2 separate regions of the Homo sapiens genome follow, and region 1 is linked to region 2. Evidence: chromatin loops called from intact Hi-C (ENCODE). Cell type or tissue: breast epithelium. All regions are shown on one strand. Links, peaks and the distances in the headings refer to the core of each region. The heading gives the core; the rest is flanking DNA. Region 1 overlaps TJP3 (tight junction protein 3). Region 2 overlaps ZFR2 (zinc finger RNA binding protein 2).

What was found. Peaks named below come from ENCODE experiments on the same cell type or tissue, not always from the same donor. Only the 100,000 strongest peaks of a DNase experiment are listed, where the experiment ranks them.
Region 1: a loop joins it to region 2, with 17 times the contacts of the local background. A loop is called at or near these places in 1 of 110 quality-filtered maps.

The regions. Positions count from the first base shown.
Region 1 is chr19:3,724,022-3,736,152 of GRCh38, reverse strand. TJP3 (tight junction protein 3) reads right to left here. Exons shown (of 21, transcript NM_001267560.2): 2 at 7,673-7,729; 3 at 7,440-7,549; 4 at 6,023-6,125; 5 at 5,447-5,798; 6 at 4,115-4,218; 7 at 2,241-2,400; 8 at 1,718-1,826; 9 at 514-587; 10 at 218-284. The coding sequence starts at 7,720. Among named protein-coding and RNA genes, the nearest start is that of TJP3, 22 kb to the right of the region's middle. In breast epithelium, for the core only: no CTCF peak of the experiment used is centred there; no DNase peak of the experiment used is centred there; H3K27ac peaks cover 830 bases.
Region 2 is chr19:3,792,967-3,805,097 of GRCh38, reverse strand. It overlaps ZFR2 (zinc finger RNA binding protein 2), which reads left to right. Exons shown (of 19, transcript NM_015174.2): 19 at 1-1,074. It also overlaps a transcript of MATK not described here. Among named protein-coding and RNA genes, the nearest start is that of MATK, 13 kb to the right of the region's middle. In breast epithelium, for the core only: no CTCF peak of the experiment used is centred there; a DNase peak (open chromatin) is centred at 3,577; H3K4me3 peaks cover 1,121 bases; H3K27me3 peaks cover 2,850 bases.

The sequences.
Region 1 (12,131 bases), core at 4,989-9,988, 73 kb after region 2:
GCAGAGATGGGGTCAGAGCAGAGTGGGCGGACAAAGGGAGGGCTCAGCATTGTCCTTGGGAAAGCCCCCACCCCCTCCAGGCCTCAGTTTCCCCAAAACCCCCACTTAATGGTCCCACTCAACACAATGGATACAAGCAGGCAGGATTGCGCTGATGAGGGAGGCAGCCTGGGATGTAGGAGTTTTGAGCGGGTTTGCTTTCTTCTGGGGTACATACCCACGATCCTCCATGCTCTGACTGCTGGGCACTCTGTAGATGTCATAGCTGCTTTCCCTGGGCAACTCTGAAAGGGAAAAGCCAGTCTCTTTCCCAAGCACACTGGCTCAGTCCAGCCTCCAAACCTTTGCTTTATGTCCTCATCCTGGAAGGACTGTCACCCACCTCGAGTCCTTCTCAGGAAACCATGTCTCACCACTTAGGCTCAGGCCAACCTCCCCCAGCTCTGCCTGGCACAGCCTTGCTGTCAGGGATCAGAAATGTCAGGGACAGGGGTGCTCAGAGTCACCACCCACCTGACCGTTGCTCATCTGGTTCCGAGATGGTTCTGGAATCTACTGAACTTTCCCGCCGAAGCCGGGGACTCTCCCTGGTGGGGAACAGATTGGGAGTGAGGCAGGGATGGATTTCAAGGGGCCATTTTAAAAAGAATTTTAGGCCGGGCACGGTGGTTCATGCCTGTAATCCTAGCATTTTGGGAGGTCGAGGTGGGCAGATCACCTGAGGTCAGGATTTCAAGACCAGCCTGGCCAACGAGGTTAAACCCCGTCTCTCCAAAAATACAAAAATTAGCCGGGCATGATGGTGGGCGCCTGTAATCCCAGCTACTCAGGAGGCTAAGGCAGGAGAATTGCTTGAACCCGGGAGGCAGAGGTTGCAGTGAGCCAAGATCATGCCACTGCACTCCAGCCTGGGCGACAGAGTGAGACCTTGTCTCCAAAAAAATAAATAAATAAATAAACAAAATAAAAATAATTTTAATTTATCTGGGCTGGGCGTGGTGGCTCACGCCTGTAATACCAGCACTTTGGGAGGCTGAGGCAGGCCAAATGCTTGAGCCCAGGAGTTCAAGACCAGCCTGGGCAACATAGCTGGGCAATACAGACCCCATCTCTACCAAAAATATGAAAATTAGCCAGTCTCACATGACTCAGTCTCAAAACAAATAAATAAATAGAGGAAAAAGAAATTTTTTTTTTTAAGACAGAGTTTTGCTCTGGTTGCCTAGGCTGCAGTGTAATGACACGATCTCGGCTCACTGCAACCTCCATTTCCTGGGTTCAAGTGATTCTCCTGCCTCAGCCTCCCAAGTAGCTGAGCTTACAGGCACCCGGCACCACGCCGGGCTAATTTTGGTATCTTAGTAGAGACAGGGTTTCACCACGTTGGCCAGGCTGTTCTCGAACTCCTAACCTCAGATGATCCACCCTCCTCGGCCTCCCAAAGTGCTGAGATTACAGGCGTGAGCCACCGCACCTGGCCTAAGGCAGAGTTTGATACTAAGAAGTGGGGTGCTGCTGTAACCAACACCTACAAATGCGGACACGGCTTTGGAACTGGGTAATGGGTAGAGGCTGGAGGTATTTTGAGGCACATGCTAGAAATACAGGACTGCGTCCTCAAGGTTACCCCCAGTTGGAAAGCTACGCCCGCGTTCCCCTCTCCCTCCCACCTCCCTCTCCCTCCCTATCACCATTCTGGCCGATGGGTGATACTTACACGGGAGAGTCGGTCTGGCTGGCCTCGGGGCTCCGCTGAGCATGCCGGGGTGGTGGTGGGATGTGGGATGGTGGTGCCTGCGATAGCTCCGAGGCGAGGTCCGAGATGTCTGCAGGGGGAGAGGACATCTCATCAGCCATGGTCACGCCTTCTGGACTGGACCCATTTTACAGAGGGGTATATCAACACCCCTCTAAACAAAGGGCCCTAGACCAAAGTCAGAAGCTCAGTTAGAAGATTCGGCTCTGGAGCTGGGCACGGTGGCTCACGCCTATAATCCCAGCTACTCAGGAGGCCAAGGCACGAGAATCGCTCGAACCCAGGAGGCAGAGAATCGCTTGAACCCAGTGAGCCGAGATCGCCCCCCTGAACTCTTGACTTGCTGTGTGGCCTTCAGCAAGTTCCTGTCACTCTCTGAGCCTCTAGGGACCAGGCTCATTGATTCCTTGGCCCTGCCTGGGGCTTCCCACCTTCCCTGCCATCCATTCAACCCCCTCCCAGGTCCTAACCTCTAGGTCCTCACCCTCCAATGGCGAGCTGTCGCTGTCACTGACAGCAGGCGGAATGTTCACCAGGAACTGCCCACGATCTCTCAGCACCAGCAGGCTTAGCTTCCCTTCTGACTTCTCAATCAGTCGCCGGGTGTCGTTCAGTGACAGGTTCTGGCTAGACACCCCGTTGATCTGAAAGGGACCAGGAATGAAAGAGCGGAAGTGAGTTAATGAGAGATGGGAGACAGTAGAAACAGCCTGGTGTGGGGGAACTTGAAACAGACAATTCCCCCAGAGGTTGCTAAAAACAGCCACTCCCTAAGGAAAGTGTTGAATTGGATTCCTGCTGTGAGTGGAGACCACACCAAGAACTGAGCACCGAATTCTAGAAACAGAAAATGTTCTAAGAGGGGTGGGAGACACTGGGGAAAATGAGAAACAGGTTGACTCTCCTTTCTTACCAAAAGTGGAAATGTCTCAGGGGATACTAGGAACAGATGTGAGGGTGACATTATAAACAACTCTAACTGGAGAAGAGGGAGTATCAGATACTTAAAAGATACTAGAAACACACAATCTTCTGGGAGATAACTAGAAACAGATATCTAGAGTGGGGCGCGGTGGCTCACGCCTGTAATGCCAGCACTTTGGGAGGCAGAGGCAGACAGATCAGTTGAGGTCAGGAGTTCAAGACCAGCCTGGCCATCATGGTGAAACCCTGTCTCTACTAAAAATACAAAAATTAGCAGGGCGTGGTGGTGGGCGCCTGTGGTCCCAGCTACTCAGGAGACTGAGACAGGAGAATCACTTGAACCCGGGAGGTGGAGGTTGCAGTGAGCCAAGATCCCGCCACTGCACTCCAGCCTGGGTGACAGAGCGACACTCCATATCAAAAAGAAAGAAAAGAAAAGAAAAAAGAGAAGAGAAAAGAAAAGAGAAAAGAAAACAGTCATCTAGAGGTAGATTAGAAACACACAATTCCTAGAAAGAACTTAATGTCGGCCGGGTGTGGTGGCTCATGCCTGTAATCCCAGCACTTTGGGAGGCCGAGGCGGATGGATCACCTGAGGTCGGGAGTTCGAGACCAGCCTGACCAAGATGGAGAAACCCCGTCTCTACTAAAAATACAAAAAATTAGCAAGGTGTGGTGGTGCACGCCTGTAATCCCAGCACGTTGGGAGGCCGAGCGGGGGGGATCACCTGAGGTCAGGAGTTCGAGACCAGCCTGGCCAACATGGAGAAACCCGTCTTTTCTAAAAATACAAACATTAGCTGGGTGTGGTGGCGGGCACCTGTAATCCCAGCTACTCGGGAGGCTAAGGCAGGAGAATCACCTGAACCTGGGAGGCGGAGGTTGCAGTGAGCCGAGATTGCGCCACTGCACTCCAGCCTGGGTGACAGAGCGAGACTCTGTCTGAAAAAAAAAAAAAGAAACAGATAACTTTTTGAAGACACTGGAAATAATCAGCTGAAAGCAATTTGGAAATCAAACACTAGGAGTCACTAGAAACAGACTTTCAGGGGAAGAATCCAGAAAGATACCATCCTTTAGGGCAGGGCAGCTCCCCTAAACCTGGTGACTGGGTCATTAGCATCCAGTCACCTAGGGTAGGTCCAGGAGTCAGCTGCCCACATGAGTCTCTGATGCACATCAAAGCTAGAGGGTATTAGAAACAGACAACCCCATGGGGATACTAGAAACCGACATTTGGCTGTGGATTAGTAGTAGCTGGGGAAAAAGGGGGTTTTATGCCTGGCCATCTGCAACCTTTGAGATACAAGCAACAACACTGAAGGTAAATGCTTTGGGGCCCAGTTCTGCTGTCCTTGCTGTATGACTCCGTGGGACTGCCCGCCCCAACCCTGCCTTGTCTCCCTGCTCTCAGGACAAGAAGCCCGGCCTCACCTGTAGAATGAGATCTCCTTCCTGCAGCCCACGGTGCCGGGCAGCCAGGCCCGAATCTGTAATGTGCTTGATGAAGATCTGACTGCCCAGCTTGACGCCAAACTCTGTAAGGGGGGAGGAGGGAAACTGAGGCAGGACTCTGGAGACGGGTGCCTGGGAGCATTCTCCTGCTGTAAGCAGTCCAGGTGCGGGCCCTCCCATCCTAACACCTTGATGGCATCATAAGGAGAACAGTGATGTCGCCCGTAGGACCCGAGATCTGATTGTGTCAATGACATCTCCACGGGGCGGGGACACCAGGTCACCGTGCCACTCGTGATGTTGCCATGCACAGGCTAAGGGCATTCTATTGCTCATAACATCATCATTGTTTCAATTTTTATTTTTTATTTTTTAATTTTTTTCGAGAAGGAGTCTCACTCCTATCGCCGGGGCTGGAGTGCAGTGGCAAAATCTCAGGTCACTGCAACCTCTACCTCCCGGGTTTAAGCAATTCTCGTGCCTCAGCCTCCCAGGTAGCTGGGATTACAGGTGCACACCACCACGCCTGGCTAATTTTTGTATTTCTAGTAGAGATGGGGTTTCATCATAGTGGTCAGGCTGGTCTAGAACTACTGGCCTCAAGTGATCTGCCTGCCTTGGCCTCCCAAAGTGCTGGGATTACAGGCATCAGCCACCACACTCAGCCAGGCCTCCTCTTATAAGGACCCTGTGGTGACACTGGGCCCCCCAGATCATCCAGGATCACCTCTGAGCTCAGGGTCCTTCACTCCATCCCATCTGCTGAGTCCCTCTTGCTAAGTGAGGTGGCCTAAACAGAGGTCCCGGGGATCAGCGCGGGGACATGTTGATAAAATGGTTCTGGGCCCCAAGTGGCTGACAGGTGATATGGCTCAACCTAGCCCAGAATTAGGGACCACCAGGTTCAGAGAGAAAGAGCTAGAGAGAATATATGAAATACAGACAGGCAGAAAGGGACAGAAAAGCAGAAAGTGGGGATTTGTGGTGGGGGGAGCGAGGAGCAAGAAGATGCCAGGTGTAGTTGTAGCTTCCAGGCTGGGCGCGGTGGCTCACGCCCACAATCCCAGCAAGCACTATGGGAGGCCGAGGTGGGTGAATCACCTGAGGTCAAGAATTCGAAACCATCCTTGCCAACATGGTGAAGCCCCATCTCTACCAAAAGTACAAAAATTAGCCAGGCATGGTGGCGGGCGCCTGGAGTCCCAGCCACCAGGGAGGCTGAGGCAGGAGAATCACTTGAAACCGTCGCCCATCCGACCACGGTGCCCTGTGTCCAGTACTGATCGTGTCCGACCTCCCGCCTCTTCTGACCTTCGCTGTCTCTCCTCTTCACCAGCACTGACTTCACAGGCTTCATCTGCACGTCCTGCCGTGGCAGCCGCTTAAAGCCGGACACCAGGGCCAGCCCGTTGGCCTCAGAGCCACCACCTGGGCTCCTACGCCCATGGCTGCCGGCCCGGCCCCGGCGACCAGGCCTCGGCCGGCGGGAGCGCTCGTCCCAGGAGCGGCCGGAGCCACTGGATGAGTCGCCGTCATAGCCCCGGCCCTGGTCCACCTCCTCCACCCGCTGGGGCCCATCGTCTTCATCCGAGTCCTGGCGCCCTGGGCTGGAGGGGCTGGCTTTGGTGGCGGGCAGGTGGATCCTCCGGGGACGTTTCACTGTCTGTTAGAGGAGGGGACAGGAAGGGTCAGCTACAGGCAAGGGCTGGGGGAGGCTCTGCTCAGCCCCCGGGTGGCCCTGGGGGACACCAGTCTCTCTCTGGGCCTCAATGTCCAAACTGTAAGATGAGAAGATGACTCCTTGCTCTCAGAAGCTTACAACCCCCACAGCGGCACGACCCAGGCTGGGGTCAGAGATGCTGGCCATGCCAGGGGCTGCCTACTCACGATGTTGGCCATCTTGGTGCAGGTCTTGAGTATCTGAATGGCAAACGCGGAGGTGGCATTCTCCATGGAAACCCCGTTCACCATGACGATGTGGTCGCCTGTCCTGAGAGAGGAGGGCGGGTCTTACGGAGGAGGCTTTGCAGGGGAGACCCTCGTAACAAGCCCTCCCTGGGGAGGGGGTGCCCCTGGAACCTCCAGATCTACAAGGCCTGGTTCTAATTCATTGGTGTCCCTAGGTTCACAAAGACATTTATCCTTCTGGGCCTCCGTTTTCTCACCTGTAAAATGGAGCCAATTGTAGAACCTACTATAATCATAGAGTGGAAGCTACATTTTTTTTTTTTTTTTTGAGACAGAGTCTCACTCTGTTGCCCAGGCTGGATTGCAGTAGCATGATCTCAACTCACTGCAACCTCCACCTCCTCGTTTCAAACGATCCTTCTGCCTCAGCCTCCCTAGTAGCTGGGACTACAGGTGCCCGCCACCACACCCGTCTAATTTTTGTATTTGTTAGTAGAGATGGGGTTTCACCATGTTGGCCAGGCTGGTTTTGAACTCCTGACCTCAGGTAATCCGCCCACCTCGGCCTCCCAAAGTGCTGGGATTGCAGGTGTGAGCCACTGCACCCGGCCTTGAAGCTACAGCTACACCTGGCATCTTCTCACTCCTCGCTCCCCACACCACAAATCCCCACTTTCTGCTTTTCTTTCCCTCTCTTCCTGTCTGTATTTCATATTTTCTTTCTAGCTCTTTCTCTCTGAACCTGGTGGTCCCTAATTCTGGGCTGGGCTGAGCCATATCACCTGTCAGCCACTTGGGGCCCAGAACCATTTTAACAACATAATTCCAAGAAGCATCAAACCCTCAAACACTCGATGGTTTCCAGGACTTTATGTTCCAAAAGGGCTCTGGGGCCACTATGACCCCAAGAATTCCTGTGAAGGACCAGGAAGTACCTTAGGGAAGTGAGGCCCAAGTCTCTGACACTGTCCTACTGCCAAGTCCGAGCCCTGTGTTGACAGAGCTGGAAAGTGCCAGGCTCACAAAGGTTTCTCCTCACCTCACTTACTTTCTTTTTGAGACAGAGTCTCACTCTGTCACCCAGGCTGGAGTGCAGTGGCGCAATCTTGGCTCACCGCAACCTCTGCCTCCCGGGTTCAAGCAAGTCTCCTGCCTCAGCCTCCCGAGTAGCTGGGATTACAGGAACACGCTACCACATCCCGCTAATTTTTGTAATTTTAGTAGAGACGGGGTTTCACCATGTTGGCCAGGCTGGTCTCAAACTCCTGAACTCAGGTGATCCGCCCACTTCAGCCTCGCAAAGTGCTGGGATGACGGGTGTGAGTCACTGTGCCTGGCCTGGTTTCTCCTCTCCACGTGCCCTCCCCCGCCAGAACCCAGCTGCCTGGATACTCACTGTAGCCTGCCCTCCGCCGGCCCTCCAGGTACCACGTCAGATACAACCATGGATCCACCGGGCCGGTCTCGGCCTCCAGAGATCGCAATGCCAAAGCCCCGGCGGGGGTCCTGAGAGAGGATGAGGGGAAGGAAGAGCTGCTGTTTCCCCCAGGGTAAAGGGTCTCCCCTCTATTGAGCTGGGCCTAAGCCGCCATACTCTCTGGCACCCAGACAGGGAGAGGGAGGCCTCACCTTGGACAGTGTGGCCGTGTGCTGTTCCCAGATGGTCAGCTCCTCCATGTCAGCCACCTGGTCGAGGGGAGCGGGGAAGATGGGCATGAGGCCACACAGGTTCATCTGAGCACTTGGGGGTCCCCAGCTCAGGGTGGGGAGTCCAGCTCTGACAGGCCTGTGTTTGGAGCCTGTGACAAGTTACTACCTCTCTCAGGGCCTCAGGTTTTTTTGTTTGTTTTTTTGTTTTGTTTCATTTTTTGAGACAGAGTCTGGCTCTGTCGCCCAGGCTGGAGTGCAGTGGCACGATCTCAGCTCACTGCAACCTCCACCTCCCGGGTTCAAGCGATTCTCCTGCCTCAGCCTCCCAGGTAGCTGGGATTACAGGGGTGCACCACCACACCTGGCTAATCTTTATATTTTTAATAGAGATAGGGTTTCACCACATTGGCCAGACTGGCCTTTAACTTCTGGCCTCAAGTGATCCACCCACCTCGGCCTCCCAAAGTGCTGGGATTACAGGGGTGAGTCACTGTGCCCAGCCTTGTTTTGTTTTTTTTGAGGCGGAGTCTCATTCTGTTGCCCAGGCTGGAGTGCAGTGGCACAATCTCTGCTCACTGCAGTCTCTGCCTCCCAAGTTCAAGTGATTCTCCTGCCTCAGCCTCCTGAGTAGCTGGCTGCCTACTGGCCTCCTGAGTAGCTGGGCTCCTGAGTAGCTGGGCACCTACAGGTGCCCACCACCACGCCAGGCTAATTTTTCTATTTTTAGTAGAGACGGGATTTCACCATGTTGGCCAGGCTGGTCTCAAACTCCTGACCTCAACTGATCCACCCACAGAGGGCAGAGATTTTTGTCTTTGTCCAAAACTGAGCCCTCAGTTCCCTGCCTAGAACAGCGCCTGAGTTGCAGCAGGGATTCAAGAAGGATTTGCTGAATGAATTAATGAGTGAATGAATGAAACACTTCCTTTGTGCCAGGTGCTTTACATGTACTATCTCTTTTTTTTTTTTTTTTTTTGAGACAGAGTTTCGCTCTTGTTGCCCAGGCTGGAGTGCAATGGCGTGATCTTGGCTCACTGCAACCTCCGCCTTCCAGGTTCAAGTGATTCTCCTGCCTCAGCATCCCAAGTATCTGGGACTACAGGCATGTGCCACCATGCCCAGCTAATTTTTTTGAATTTTTAGTAGAGACGGGGTTTCACTATGTTGGCCAGGCTGGTCTCGAACTCCTGATCTTGTGATCCACCCCCTTGGCCTTCCAAAGTGCTGGGATTACAGGCATGAGCCACCGCGCCCAGCCTTACATGTACTATCTCATTTAATACATTCATCAAAGGTGCATTCAATTATCCCCATGTTACAGATGAGGAAACTGAGGCACAGAGCCATGAAGTCCCCCCTCCCACACTTTTTTTTTTTTAGACAGGGTCTCTGTCACTCAGGCTGGAGTGCAGTGGTGTGATCACGGTTCAATGCAGCCTCGAACTCCCAGGCTCAAGTGATCCTCCCACCTCTGCCTCCCAAGTAACTGGGACCACAGGCACACATCACGATGCCCGGCTAATTTTTTTTATTGTTTGTAGAGATGGAGTCTCTCTGTGTTGCCAAGGCTGGTCTCAAACTCCTAGGCTCAAGTGATTCTCCAGCCTTGGCCTCCCAAAGTGCTGGGATTACAAGTGTGAGCCATTATGGCTCACTGCAGCCTCGAACTCCTGGCTTCAAGCAATCCTCCTGCCCCAGCCTCCTGAGTAACTGGGACTATAGGTGCATACCATCATGCCCAGCTAATTTTTTAACTTCTATTTTTATAGAGACAGGAGGGTCTTGCTGTGTTGCCCAGACTCTTCTTGAACTCCTGGGCTCAAATGATCCTCCCACCTGGGCTTTCCCACTTAGAAAAAAAAAAAACAAAAAAAACTCTGTTGCTGAGGCTGGAGTGCAATGGTGCCAACTTGGCTCACTGCAACCTCTGCCTCCTAGTTTCAAGCGATTCTCCTGCCTCAGCCTCCCAAGTAGCTGGGATCACAGGTGTCTACCACCATGCCCAGCTAATTTTTGTATTTTTAATAGAGACGGGGGTCTCACCATGTTGGCCAGGCTGATCTTGAACTCCTGACTTCAAGTGATCCGCCCGCCTTGGCCTCCCAAAGTGCTGGGATTACAGGCGTGAGCCTCCACACCAGGCAGATTCTGTTATTTTCATGTCCATGGCATGAATGAGAACACCAGACTCAGGTGCAAGGTCACCTGGCCACGCCTCCACCCTCCCTTCCCTCCTGCCAGCACGCACCATGCCCTGCTCCCCAGGCAGGGGACAGGTGGAGGGAGTGGGGAGGGAGTTTGTAGAAGTGACTCCTCCTCCTCCCCGGGGCGGGTTTTCTAGGCTTGGCACAGCGGGTGTGTGATTCCCTCTGCCCAGGCACCCCCCATTGGTGCGCTCCAGTGCCTTTTCTTATAAGCTCCAGCGTCTCTAGCGAGGCCAGCATTCCTGATCTCCAGGAGTGGGAAGGCGGGTGGAGGGGAGAGAAACAGAGCAGAGGGCAGGGCTCTGCAGTTCTGAAGGAGCCAGGGCAGCGCTCAGGACTGGACTCAAATCCCAAGTCTGCCCACCCGTGCTAGCTATGGCGGGGCCTCTCCCAGCCTCAGTCTCCCCATCTGTGAAATGGCACTGCTGCCCTGTCTTGCAGGGATGTGGTTTGGGAAAAGGGTACAGATTCAATGCCTGAAAAGCAAAAAGCAGAAGGAGCCTTGGGGAGGTGGTGGCCAAATAATGACTTTCTCCTTGTGTAGTTTTTTTTTTTTTTTTTGAGATGGGGTTTTTTGCTCTTGTTGCCCAGGCTGGAGTGCAATGGCGTAGTCTCGGCTCACTGCAACCTCCACCTCCTGGGTTCAAGTTATTCTCCTGACTCAGCCTCCCGAGTAGCTGGGATTATAGGCACCCACAACCACAGCCAGCTACTTTTTGTATTTTTAGTAGAGACGGGGTTTCACCATGTTGGTCAGGCTGTCTTGAACCTGGCTGCAAGCAGGCGCTTGATGTGGACCCATTCATTTCATCCTCAGAGTGACCTTAGGAAGTGGCACAGTTATTATTCCTACTTTAGAGGTGAGATTAAAAGGGGCCTAGAGAGGTTCAGTAACTTGCCTGAGGTCACGCAGCACAGTGGTGAACTTGGCAGCCTGCCCTGTTCTCTGGCTCTTTTTTGGTTGGTTGGTTGGTTGATTGGTTGTTTGGTTTTTGAGACGGGGTTTCACTCTGTTGCCCAGGCTGGAGTGCAGTGGCTCAATCACAGCTCACTGCAGCCTTGAACTCCCAGGCCCAAGGGATCCTCCTGCTTCAGCCTCCCAGGTAGCTGGGACCACAGGCATGCACCACCACACACAGCATATTTTTTTGTTTTTTTGTAGAGATGGGGTTTTGCTATGTTGACCAAGCTGGTCTCAAATTCCTGGGCCCAAGCGATCCTCCCACCTCAGCCTCCTAAAGTGTTGGAATTACAGGCGTGAGCCACCGCACCCAGCCTCACTCTTGCTCTTAACCACCAGGCTACAGTGGCTTTCTGATTATTTACTCTTTTTCTTCTGAGCTTATTTTTCAAAACTGCATCTTTTTTTTTTTTAACCTGCTTTGATGTTATACTTTGTGTCATTAAATGGCCCCAGGGCCGGGCACGGTGGATTCTGCCTATAATCTCAGCACTTTGGGAGACCGAGGCAAGAGGATTGCTTGAGCCCAGGAGTTCAAGACCAACCTGAGCAACATAGTGAGACCCTCATCTCTACAAAAAAATACAAAAATTAGCCGGGCATGGTGGCATGCACCTGTGGTCCCAGCTCCTCGAGAGGCTGAGGCAGAAGGATCACCTGAGCCCAGGAGGTCGAGGCTGCAGTGAATTGTGATCGTGCCTCTGCACTCCAGCCTGGGCGACAGAGCAAGACCCTGTCTCAAAAAAAATTTTTAAATGGCCCCAAGGAATTTGTATTTCCTGACTTTAAGAGACAGCCCTGCCCGGGCACAGTGGCTCATGCCTGTAATCCCAGCACTTTGGGAGGCTGAGGCAGGCAGACCACAAGGTCAGGAGATCGAGACTATCCTGGCTAACATGGTGAAACCCCGTCTCTACTAAAAATACAAAAAATTAGCAGGGCGTGGTGGCCGGCGCCTGTAGTCCCAGCTACTCAGGAGGCTGAGGCAGGAGAATGGCGTGAACCTGGGAGGCGGAGCTTGCAGTGAGCCAAGATTGTGCCACTGCACTCCAGCCTGGGCGACAGAGGGAAACTCCGTCTCAAAAAAAAAAAAGAGACAGCCCCAGGGAACCAGGGCCCCCGAACCCAGAGTGGGAGAGGGGCGAGGGAGTCCAGGTGGTCCAGGCTTGTCCCAGCTTGTGCGGGTTCGTCTCCATGGAAACCAGAAGCTTTGTCTAAACCCTCCAGAGCTCCACAGTGCCTGAGGGATTAAGCCTAACCTCACAGCCCACCT
Region 2 (12,131 bases), core at 814-5,813:
CGGTTTAAGATCAGTCTGGGCAATATGGTGACACCCCATCTCTACAAAAAATTAGCCAGTTGTGGTGGCCCAAGCCTGTAGTCCCAGCTACTCGGGAGGCTGAGGCCGTAGGATCCCTTGAGCCCAGGAGTTCGAGGCTGCAGCGAGCCGAGATTGCGCTACTGAACTCCAGCCTGGGTTACAGAGCGAGACCCTGTCTCAAAGAAACAAACAAACAAACAAACAAACAAACAAAACTTTCTTTGGATGCGGCTGCGGCATGGATTTGAAATCACGTGGGCAGGCCCTGTTCTGGGGCCCCACCACATGTGCAGGACAAGCCCAGGGGAGCTCCCAGCCGGCATCCCCACGCCCCCAGCCCAGCCTGCTCCAAACAGACCCCCCACCCACCTCCACAGCCAGGATGTCAGCAGGGCCTGAGCCAGGCTCGTCCCCTGTGGGGAGAGCCACAGGGCCAGGTGGACACGCCGACGGGCGATGAGGATCCTGGCTGGGCCTCCCCCGGGAACAGCTGTGCTGGACAGTCAGACCCGGAGCCCAGAGGCACCCCCACCCACCCCCCGCCCCGAGCCCTGTACCACTGAGTGCCTTTCACAGAGAAAACCCACTCTGCCATGTGTCACTGAGGCCTGGATTTGAGCTTCCGTCCTTCCTTCCTCCCTCTCTCCCTGATGTAGGCCTTGGCTGGCCCTGAGGCAGGGGGTCCCCAATCCCCCCTTGTGGTAGCAGGGCCCGGGACCCGTGCCTGGGGGACCCGGGGAGGGGCCGCCGTCTTGTGGATGCTGGCCATGGTGGGCAGGCGCCTCCTGGCACTGATGGATGTGGGGGCACCCCCTTCTGAGTCCCCACCCCAACCTGTTCAAACCTTCCGCTTGGTCAGTTTTTTTTTCTTTGGCCAGCTGCCCAGTGGCATTGAATGAGAAAAGTCCACCTTTGGGCAGATGTGATCTCCAGCCAGTGGCTCAGTTTTGTTTCTCTGTGTTTGAAGGACAGCCTGCATGTGGCTCTGTCTGAATGTCTTTGTAGAGCTACCTGGAAATTGGGAGGCAGGGGGAATAAAGGAAATCATTTGTCTTTTGTGTGAGCCGTGCCGTCCTTCCTGCGGGGTGCAGGTGACCCCAAATGCTGGGCTCTTCACCTCCTTCTCAGGGTCCCGGGTGGGGGTCTCCCAGAAACCCTGCAGCCCAAATGTGGACTGGGAGGGGCCCAAGGGGCTGGCACTGCTCAGTGGCTGCTCCCCAAGGTGTGGGCATCCTCAGGCTGTCCCCTCACAAGGGTCCCCTGGGAACACAGACACACCGGCTGAGAATCATTCATCTCAACGCCTCCCATAACCCAGCTCTCTGCCTCGGTCCTTGAGGGTTCCCCTGGCCCCATCCTAGAGACACACAGTGAGATGCTCTGGAGGCTCCCCGAGGGCTTCCTGGAGGAGGAGGCAACTACGCTGAGTTTGGGAGAGATGCCTCTGCCCACAGAGTGCTTCCCCCGCCACATTCCCAAACCCTCAGAAGGCGGGCGGAGGGTGTTCAGATGCTGAGACCTGGTCACAGTGGAAGAGTTTCGTGACAGTTTCCAGCCCACAGGGCTTCCCTGGCAGTGTTTGGGACGGGGGGCAGGCGGGGAGCAGAGTGGGGAGGAGGCAGATGCAGGGTGGGGGAGGAGGCAGATGCAGGGTGGGGGCGGCGGGACGGGAGTGGCAGGGGCTGGGTGTGCAGGGACCGCTGTTTCAGGCCCAGGCCAAAGGAGGGGGGTGGGGAGCCACCGAGGGGTCCCCTTCTAGCAGGGATTATCTGTCAGCAACAGGAATTGCTGGTTAAGCCTCCCCGGAGGGCAGGCGGCCTCTAGGCCACCGTCCTCCTCCACCTCACACCCTCTCTCCTGCTTTCCACTCTATCCCAGATTTCTTGGGAACTTCACTCCCTTGCTACACACTCCGTCCACACACAGCCCCTCTCTCCGTCAGCATCGCGGCAGCAGCACCGCCATTTGCCCAGGGCTCAAGGTGACAGCCAGCACAACCAGGGAGGCCTCCTGGATTCCTCTGTGCTCCCGGCCAATCCATGAGGATGTCTTGTCAATTCCAGTTCCACCTTTTTTTTTTTTTTTTTTTTTTGAGACAGGGTCTCTGTCTCCCAGGCTGGAGTGCAGCAGCTCGATCTCAGCTCACTGCAACCTCGCCTCCTGAGTTCCAGTGATTATTCCACCTCAGCCACCCGAGTAGCTGGGACTACAGGCCTACATCACCACGCCCAGCTAATTTTTTGTATTTTTAGTAGAGACGGGGTTTCACCATGTTGGCCAGGCTGGTCTCAAACTCCTGACCTCAGGTGATCCGCCCACCTCAGCCTCCCAAAGTGCTGGGATTATAGGCGTGAGCCACCGCGCCTGGCCTATTCCTTGACTTTAAACCATGCATCTTTGAAACGATTTGGTATCTGTCTTCCCCTTGAGAATGTGAACTCTCTGCCTGTCAGGAAGCCTCTCACCATCAATTGGATCACCACTGTATTCCCAGATCTCGGGCAGGCCAGGTGGACGCTAGCAACTGAGTCGGTCTCAGTGCTCAGAGCCACGCTCTGACACCAGAGGACGTGTCTCTTTCTGGTGGTTATGAGAATACCATTTGTCGGCCGGGTGCAGTGGCATGTGCCTGTAATCCCAGCACTTTGGGAGGCCAAGGCGAGCGGATCACTTGAGGTCAGGAGTTCGAGACCAGCCTGGCCCACGTGGTGAAACCCTGTCTCTACTAAAAATACCAAAAATTAGTTGGGTGTGGTGGCGGGCACCTGTAATCCCAGCTACTTGGAAGGCTGAGGCAGGAGAATCGCTTGAACCCGGGAGGCAGAAGTTGTGGTGAACTGAGATCACGCCATTGCACTCCAGCCTGGGCAACAGGAGCAAAACTCTGTCTCAGAAAGACAGAGAACACCATTTGTCTCTGTCTCGTTACCGGTGAGGGACTCCAGCCAAGGCTGTGGGGACAGAGGGAAGGGACAGGGGAAGGGGCACACCCTGGCAGGCCTGGCGATCACAGCAGCCCCTGGTGGGAGGCACCTCGTCCCCTGCTGTGAACCCCAGGCGGTACCTGCAGCCCCGCTTCCTTCCTTATGCCCCGGGAGAGGCGGCTCTCGGAAGCCTCCCACCCACAGTTCCCGTTCCCATCCCTGGCTCCCGGGGAAGGCAAACAGGATTCCTGCCACCAGGTGGGTGAAAACCAGCCCGGCTGACAAAGAGTTAAGTCGGCCCTCCTAGCAACTCCAAAAAACCAAGTTTAGGCGGCGCGACAGCAAAATCAAGCAGTTGGTTAGCGAAGGGATTCGGTGCAGATGGATGGACCGTCTGGGCTGCGGAGTCCACGGGCCTGAAACGCGGTCGCTCCTGACCCGTCCTCCGCAACCCTCGTCCCACCAGGCCGCGGTTCCCGGAGCAGGCCGGCGGGTGGCAGGAAGACACCAGGCTGCAGGGGGCTGGAGAAGCAACACCCCTCTCCCTCCCCGCCAGAGAACTGGAGCGCGGGGACCTCGGTTGCGGATGCTAGCTGCGAGCCGGGTTGCTAGGCGACATCGGTGAGTGTAGGCGGGATGTACCGGGCGTGTGGGCAGGGCTGGAACCCAATCCGGCAGGCGGGACTGGAAAGACAAAAACGGAAGGGCAGGCTGTCACCTGCATCTGCAAGGTCACGGACAGGAGCGAGAGGCGGCCGCTAAGATGCCCTGAGTCCCCCGGCCCAGTCACAGTCAGCCTTGCAGGCAGCATCTCCCTGGCCAGGCTCGGGGGTCGTTTGGGAAAAGATTGTTGCCCGTCTTGTCCCGGGATGCCTCCCTAGTTTAGCTTCTGGGACTGAGAAGGTGTCTCAGGTGATCGGATTAAGACCCGCTTTCCTGGTTAAGGTGGAGAAGCCACCTCTGGGTAGAAAACGGTCACTCCCAAATTTTGCAAACGAAATGCATTAGGAAGCATCGGCCGGGCGCGGTGGCTCACGCCTGTCATCCCAACACTTTGAGAGGCCGAGGCGGGCGGATTACTTGAGGTCAGGAGTTCGAAACCCCGTCTGTACTAAAAATACAAAAATCAGCCGGGCGTGGTGGTGGGCACCTGTAATCCCAGCTACTCAGGAGGCTGAGGCAGGAGAATCGCTTGAACCTGGAGACCAAGGTTGTAGTGAGCCGAGATTGCGCCACTGCACTCCAGCGTGGATGACAGAGCGACACTCTGTCTCAAAAATACATAAATAAATAAAAATAAAAAATGATTAAGATGGCAAATTTTGTTACATGTGTTTTTCCACATAAATGTTTTTACTCATGAATTGGGTTTTTCCCATTATGAAAAACTTGGACAATCCAGAAAAATGGAAGAAGGAAAACAAAACAATCACAAAACAACCACAAAATTATCAGCTACTGTGAACACTCCATTTCCCTTCTGCTTTCTTTTCCTTTTTTTTTCTGAAGACGGAGTTTTGCTCCCGTTGCCCAGGCTGGAGTGCAGTGGCGCAATCTCGGCTCACCACAACCTCCGCCTCCTGGGTTCAGGCGATTCTCCTGCCTCAGCCTCCTGAGTAGCTGGGATTACAGGCACCTGCCACCACGCCCAGCTAATTTTTGCATTTTTAGTAGAGATGGGGTTTCACCACGTTGGTCAGGCTGGTCTCAAACTCCTGACCTCAGATGATTCGCCCTCCTCGGCCTCCCAAAGTGCTTGGCCTCCCAAAGTGCTGGGACTACAGGGCTGAGCCACCACGCCCGGCCATCCTGCTCTCTATTCTTTAATGCCCTGTTGTTTATGGGTGGGTCATTTTTACCATCTTGCTTCCTGCTTTTCTTCACTTGGTATTATAACGACATTGATTCATCACCTATTTACTGTGTGCTTATTATCTAATTTAATTCTTCTCATGACCCTACAAGACACATTTTATTTTTCTTTTTTCCTTTTTTTCTTTTTTTTTTTTTTGAGACGGAGTCTCGCTCTGTTGCCCAGGCTGGAGCGCAGTGGCACAATCTCGGCTCACTGCAGGCTCCGCCTCCCGGGTTCACGCCATTCTCCTGCCTCAGCCTCCCGAGTAGCTGGGACTACAGGCGCCTGCAACCACACCCAGCTAATTTTTTGTATTTTTAGTAGAGACGGGGTTTCACCGTGTCAGCCAGGATGGTCTCGATCTCTTGACCTCGTGATCCTCCCGCCTCAGCCTCCCAAAGTGCTGGGATTACAGGCGTGAGCCACCGCGCCCGGCTGACACATCTTATTTTTCTTTGAGACAAGGTCTCGCTCTGTCACCCAGGCTCAAGTGCAATGGTGTGATCTCAGCTCACTGCAACCTCTGCCTCCTGGGTTCAAGTGATTCTCCTGCCTCAGCCTCCCAAGTAGCTGGGACCACAGGCGCCCACCACCACACCCAGCTAATTTTTTTGTATTTTAGCAGAGATGGGGTTTCACTGCGTTGCCCAGACTGGTCTCGAACTCCTGACCCCAGGTGATCCACCTGCCTCAGCCTCCCAAAGTGCTGGGATTACAGGCGTGAGCCACCACACCCGGCCTCAACTCCTGTTCTTTCAGTTGCTCATTAATTCCGTCTGTGTGTTGAACACCTGTGATGTGTGCTGGGCCTTCATTCATGTGGTTTCCCTATTTCTCCCATTGAGGATGTTGACATTTATTCCATAGACAATCAGCAAACACTCACTGCCTTCCTTGGGACACCCAAGGATGAGCCAGAAGCCGTCACTTCACGCAGTGAGGGTGACTCTGGGCTCTAGTCACAGCGTGGCCCTTTAACTTATCAGCTATGGAGTGTGGGGACAGCTCATGTTACCGCCTTAAGCTTCCATAAAATTGGGGTCAAACTGGTAGTCCCCAACTGTGCAGAGAGCTGTGAGGAGAATTCAGTAAGAAAATGCATTTTAAAATGCTTGCTGCACAGAAAGGTTCAGGCACAGGGACCCAGGCGCCATGGAGGGCAGGGATGAGGGGCTGTGCAAATGGGCTATTAAGGCCAAGTGCAGTGGCTCATGCTTGTAATCCCAGCACTTTGGGAGACTAAGGCGGGAGGATCACTTGAGCCCAGGAGTTTGAGACCAGCCTGGGCAACATACCAAGACCCCATCTCTGAAAAAAAAAAAAAAATAGCCAGGTATGATGATGCATGCCTATAGTCCCAGCTACTTGAGAGGCTGAGGCAGGAGGATCACTTGAGCCCTGGAGGTTGAGGCTGCAGTGACCTATGATCACGCCACTGCACTCCATCCTGTACGACAGAGTGAGACCCTGCCTTAAAAAAAAAACAGGCCGGGCACGGTGGCTCACGCCTGTAATCCCAGCACTTTGGGAGGCTGAGGCAGGTGCATCACCTGAGGTCAGGAGTTCAGGACCAGCCTGACCAACATGGTGAAATCCCGTCTCTACCAAAAAAAAAAAAAATTAGCCAGGCTTGGTGGCACATGCCTGTAATCCCAGCCTTGGGAGGCTGAGGCAGGAGAATCACTTGAACCTGGGAAGCAGAGATTGCAGTGAACTGACACTGTGCCATTGCACTCCAGCCTGGGCAATAAGAGCAAAACTCTGTCTCAAAAAAATAAAAAAAATAAAAAATCCAGGCCATTAAAGTCACAACCCCAGATGTCTAACCTCTTGTGGCTTCTAGAACGCTGGATGCCAGGCTATGAGAAAAGCCTTCCAGATGCTGCCAATGTTTCGGGATTCCTGCCCAGTGACCCCCACCCCCACCCGCCAACCACCCCACAGTGAGGCCGCCCTGTGGTGAGGAGGCTTCCGTCAGCTCTGTAGCACTCCATCATAATTGTTAGTCAACAGAGAGACCAAAACCCACAAAGAGAAAAGAAAAGTAACCTGAAGGAGAGACAAAGAGGGCAGAAGAAAACAGTTCTAGAAAAATCCTTATGTTCCTGATTCAAACACAGAACAGAAAAAAACAAAACCTGTATGCATCTTATCCTCGGAGAGCTCATAGAGGATATAACAGCCAGGAAACAAGTATAAGTTTGCCTTTATTTATTTACTTATTTATTTATTATTTATTTTTATTTTTTATTTTTTGAGATGGAGTCTCCCTCTGTCACCCAGGCTGGAGTACAGTGATGTGTTCTTGGCTCACTGCAAACTTCACCTCCCAGGTTCAAGCGATTCTCCTCCTTTAGCCTCCCAAGTAGCTGGGATTATAGGCATGAGCCACCATGCCCGGCTAATTTTTGTATATTTAGTAGAGATGGGGTTTCACCATGTTGGCCAGCCTGGTCTCGAACTCCTGACCTCTGGTGACCCATCAGCCTCAGACTCCTAAAGTGCTGGGATTACAGGTGTGAGCCACTGCACTGGGCCAAGAAATTCTTTTATTTATTTACATATTATTTGGAGATTGGGGTCTCACTATGTTGCCCAGGCTGGTCTCAAACTCCTGAGCTCCGTGAGCCACCACACACAGCCAAGTTTGTCCTTTAAAGAGGAACGGTAAAAGAACCAGAAAGAGCTCTTGGAAATTAAAACTCTGACAGTCACTGGGTGTGGTGGTGCATGCCTGTAATCCCAACACTCCAGGAGGCTGAGGCAGGCAGATTGTTTGAGCTCAGGAGTTTGAAACCAGCCTGGGAAACATAGTGAGACTAAAAATCAAAAAAATTAGCCAGCATGGTGGCAGGCACCTGTAGTCCCAGCTACTTGGGAGGCTGAGGCAGGAGGATCACTTGAGCCCAGGAGGTCGAGGCTGCAGTGGGCTGTGATTGCACCACTGCACTCCAGCCTGAGCAACAGAGTGAGACCCTGTCTCAAAAAAAAAAAAAAATTAATAGTCAAAATTAAAATGTCAATAGAAGGGTTGGAAGAAAAAGTAGAAAGTGGGGGGGTGGGGGGGAAGGTAGGCAAGAAAATGAAAACATCAATCCAAGAAGTCCACCCTATGACAATAACGTGTTCCACAAACACGCCAGAGAAACCAAAGTGGAAGAAATCACCAATGATATCATTCAAGAAAGTTTGCCAGGAAGAGAACACAGGAAAGAGCCCACCAAGTACTCAGCACAATGGTTGAAAACAGACCCACACCAAACCCACCACTGTGAAAGTGCAGGATGTAGGGAACAAGAAGATTCTACAAGCTTCCAGAAAGAGAGAGAGAGAGACAGAAATTAACCATGGGACAGGCAAAGTATGAGGAAACAGGACAACTTCTGATCATTCAGCTGCCCAAGACTAGAAGCTGGAAAACATTGGGCAAAAGAAAAGTATCCACCTACAATACTGTCAGCCAAACCTCTAATTACCCAGGAGAGTAGGAGGAAAACACTTTCTCTGGAAACCCTAGGGGGAGCACATTCCTAAAACAAGGGACCAAACCAAGAAACAGGGAGACCCACACCCAAGAAACAGGAGCTATATCTAAGAATCCCCTTGTGCCGAAGAAGAGAGGGGCCAGGATCACAGCTGGGCAGTAGGAGAAAGTCCTGAGTGGAGATGTCAGTTCTGGTGGAGAGGCTGGGGGAAAGAGTCACAGACACATAAAACCAAGGCGATGACTAACTCCAGGGAAATAAAAAAGCAGGTCCCAGAAAATAATGTTCTTAGTATACATTGCTCCACTGTCAATAATATTTATATTAATATATATACTATAAGCACTGAATTTTCATTTAAGCAAAAATTGTGATTTAACTGTTGGGGGAGCAGAATGCCTAAGAGAGCTAAATCTTGACCTTCTGGAATAGGAAGTCAATGGACAACATCCAACTGATAAATCAAGGGATGTGTAAAACACATTACTTGGAACTATGGAGGTAAATACCTGAAAACAGCAACAGCAACCCCTGAGGAGTGGGACATTATATTGCTTTGTCTTCAGCACACAGTAAAACACCCTATAAATATCAGCTGCTATTCATACCAACAAGAATATACTTACCCTTGAGAGGCTCATTGCTGAGTTGAGGAGCTTTATTTATATATTTTGAGTTTTATTTTTTTAAACACTTCTTGAGAGCTTATTACATGCCATGAGTATCAGCACATTTAATTTAACAGATTGAAAAATACAGCTGGTGGCTCACACGTGTAATCCCAGCACTTTGGGAGGCCGAGGCAAGCAGATCACTTGAGGTCAGGAGTTCGAGACCAGCCTGGCCAACATGGTGAAACCTCATCTCTACTAAAAATACAAAAATTAGCCAGGCGTGATGGCGCGTGCCTGTAATCCTAGCTATTCAAGAGGCTGAGGCAGGAGAATAGCTTGAACCTGGGAGGCGGAGGATGCAGTGAGCCAAGATCACGCCTCTGCACTCCAGCCTGGACGAAACAGTGAGATTCCATCTCAAAAAAAAAAAAAAAAAAAAAAAAAAAAGCACCTACTTATGAGAAAATAAAGACTGTGAGAAGGCAGCGGAGAGCAAACTACAGTCTGAGGGCCAAGTCCAACCTGCCATCTGTATCCGCACAACTCCTCCAGCTAAAATCGTTTTTTTACATTTGTAAATAGTTGGAGGAAAATGGAATCAATATTATATGACATATGAAAAGTCATATGAGGCCGGGCATGGTGGCTCATATCTGTAATCCCAGCACTTTGGGAGGCCAAAGTGGGCAGATCATCTAAGGTCAGGAGTTCAAGACCAGCCTGGCCAACATGAAACCCATCTCTACTAAAATACAAAAATTAGCCGGGTGTGGTGGCACATGCCTGTAATCCCAGCTACTTGGGAGGTTGAGACATGAGAATTGCTTGAACCCAGGAGGCAGAAGTTGCAGTGAGCCGAGATCACGTTAATGCATTCCAGCCTGGGTAACAGAGTGAGACTCTGTCTCAAAAAAAAAAAAAAGGCCAGGCTTGGTGGCTCACGCCCATAATCCTAGCACTTTGGGAGGCCGAGGTGGGCGGATCACGAGGTCAGGAGATCGAGACCATCCTGGCTAACACGATGAAATCCCTTCTCTACTAAAAATGCAAAAAATTAGGCGGGTGTGGTGGCGGGCGCCTGTAGTCCCAGCTACATGGGAGACTGAGGCAGGACAATGGTGTGAACCTGGGAGGTGGAGCGTGCAGTGAGCCAAGATCACGCCACTGCACTCCAGCCTGGGCAACAGAGCGAGACTCCAGCTCAAAAAAAAAAAAAAAAAAAAGCAAAAGAAAAGAAAAGTAATATGAAAGTCAAATGTCCATGTCCATAAATAAAGTTTTATTGGAATGCAGCCACGGTCTTTGGCTTCTGTGTTATCTATGGTGTCCCTGAAATGGCAGAGCTGAGTAGTTGGGACAGAGACCAGCATGCCCTTTAGAGAGACAGTTTGCTGGGCCCTGAGTTAGAGCATGAGGTCATGAGAGGATGAAGAGGGATCCTGGAGGAGAGACTTAGGGGCTGCTCTTGAGTAGACATGACTGGTTTATTCCGGAATAATGTGTATCTCCTGTTCTCCTTACTTGATCTTTTCTTTTCTTTTTTTGAGACAGGGTCTTGCTCTGTTGCCCAGGCTGGAGTGCAGTAGCATAATCATAGCTGACTGCAGCCTCAACCTCCTGGGCTCAAGTGATCCTCCTGCCTCAGCTTCCTGAGTGGCTGGGACTACAGGCATACACCACCACACCCAGCTAGTTTATTTTATTTTTTGTAGAGACAGGGTCTCACTATGTTGGCCAGACTGGTCTCCAATGGCAGGGCTCAAGCAATCCTCCCACCTCAGCCTCCCAAAGTGCTGGGATTGCAAGCGTGAGCCTTCATGCCTGGCCTCCTTCCTCAGACTTTACCCTCTCATCTGCTTCTGTAAGGGCCTTTTATGTGCCAGGCTCCAGACCTAAATGGTTGCCGGGCCCAGGGCTGGTCGTTACCCTCATTAGGAAGATATATTCTGTCGTGGGAAGCAAGGATGGAGGGAGATTGACAATGACGAGTGAGACAGGATAACAGGTGGGGATTCCGGCTTTGACAATAGAGAGTAACTAAGGGTGACCACTGTGGGGTGGCCAGGGAGGGTCTCTTGGAGAAGCTGAAAGTGCAGAGAAGTAGCTGGCCTTGAGAAGAGCTGGGGGAAGGATGTAGTACTAGGAGATAGGAAGAGCATGTGCAAAGGTCCTGTGGCTGCCCCATGCCTGAGCTTTTGGGAGACAAGGGAGAAGCTGGGAGCAGAGAGGTGACAGCCACTGGACCGCAGAGGTGACAAAGCACCGGGAGGCACACTGAGCTTAGTGGGAACCATGGGAAGCTTTTATTTTATTTATTTTTTATTTATTTATTTTGACAGTCTCACTCTATCACCCAGGCTGGAATGCAGTGGCCTGATCTCAGCTCATTGCAACCTCCACCTCCCAGGTTTAAGTGATTCTCCTGCCTCAGCTTCCCGAGTAGCTGGGATTATAGGCACATGCCACCACGCCCAGCTAATTTTTTTTTTTTTTCTTGAGATGGAGTCTCCACTCTGTCGCCCAGGCTGGAGTGCAGTGGCGTGATCTCCGCTCAGTGCAAGCTCTGCCTCCCGGGTTCACGCCATTCTCCTGCCTCAGCCTCCCGAGTAGCTGGGACTACAGGCACCCGCCACCACACCTGGCTAATTTTTATATTTTTAGTAGAGACGGGGTTTCACCATGTTAGCCAGAATGATCTCGATCTCCTGACCTCGTGATCCACCCTCCTCAGCCTCCCAAAGTGCTGGGATTATAGGCATGAGCCACCGCACCTGGCCTAATTTTTGTATTTTTTTAGTAGAGACGGGATTTCACCATGTTGGTCAGACTGGTCTCGAACTCCTGACCTCAGATGATCCACCAGCCTCGGCCTCCCAAAGAGCTGGGATTACAGGCGTGAGCCACCACGCCCAGCCGGGAAGCTTTTAAGGCCGGATGTGACACAGACCCAGTTTCCACGGATGAAACCTGCAAGTGTGGCTGGAAAACAACCTGTCCGGCTGCGTCTTAAGGACGAGGAAGACGGGGCAAGGGTTTTCCAGCAAAGACGCCCAAAGCAGCTCGCCCCAAGAGGCCCTTCGTTCAAGGAATCGAGAATGGCCGGGCAGACAGCGACTGGTTGCAGAATGAGTGATGCAGCGTTCTTCCTCGAAAGAGCCAGCGTTCCTCCCCTCAATCCCGGAGTCCCCTGGCTGGGGGGAGGAAGCTAAATTTAAAGGTTTGCTAACTGGGG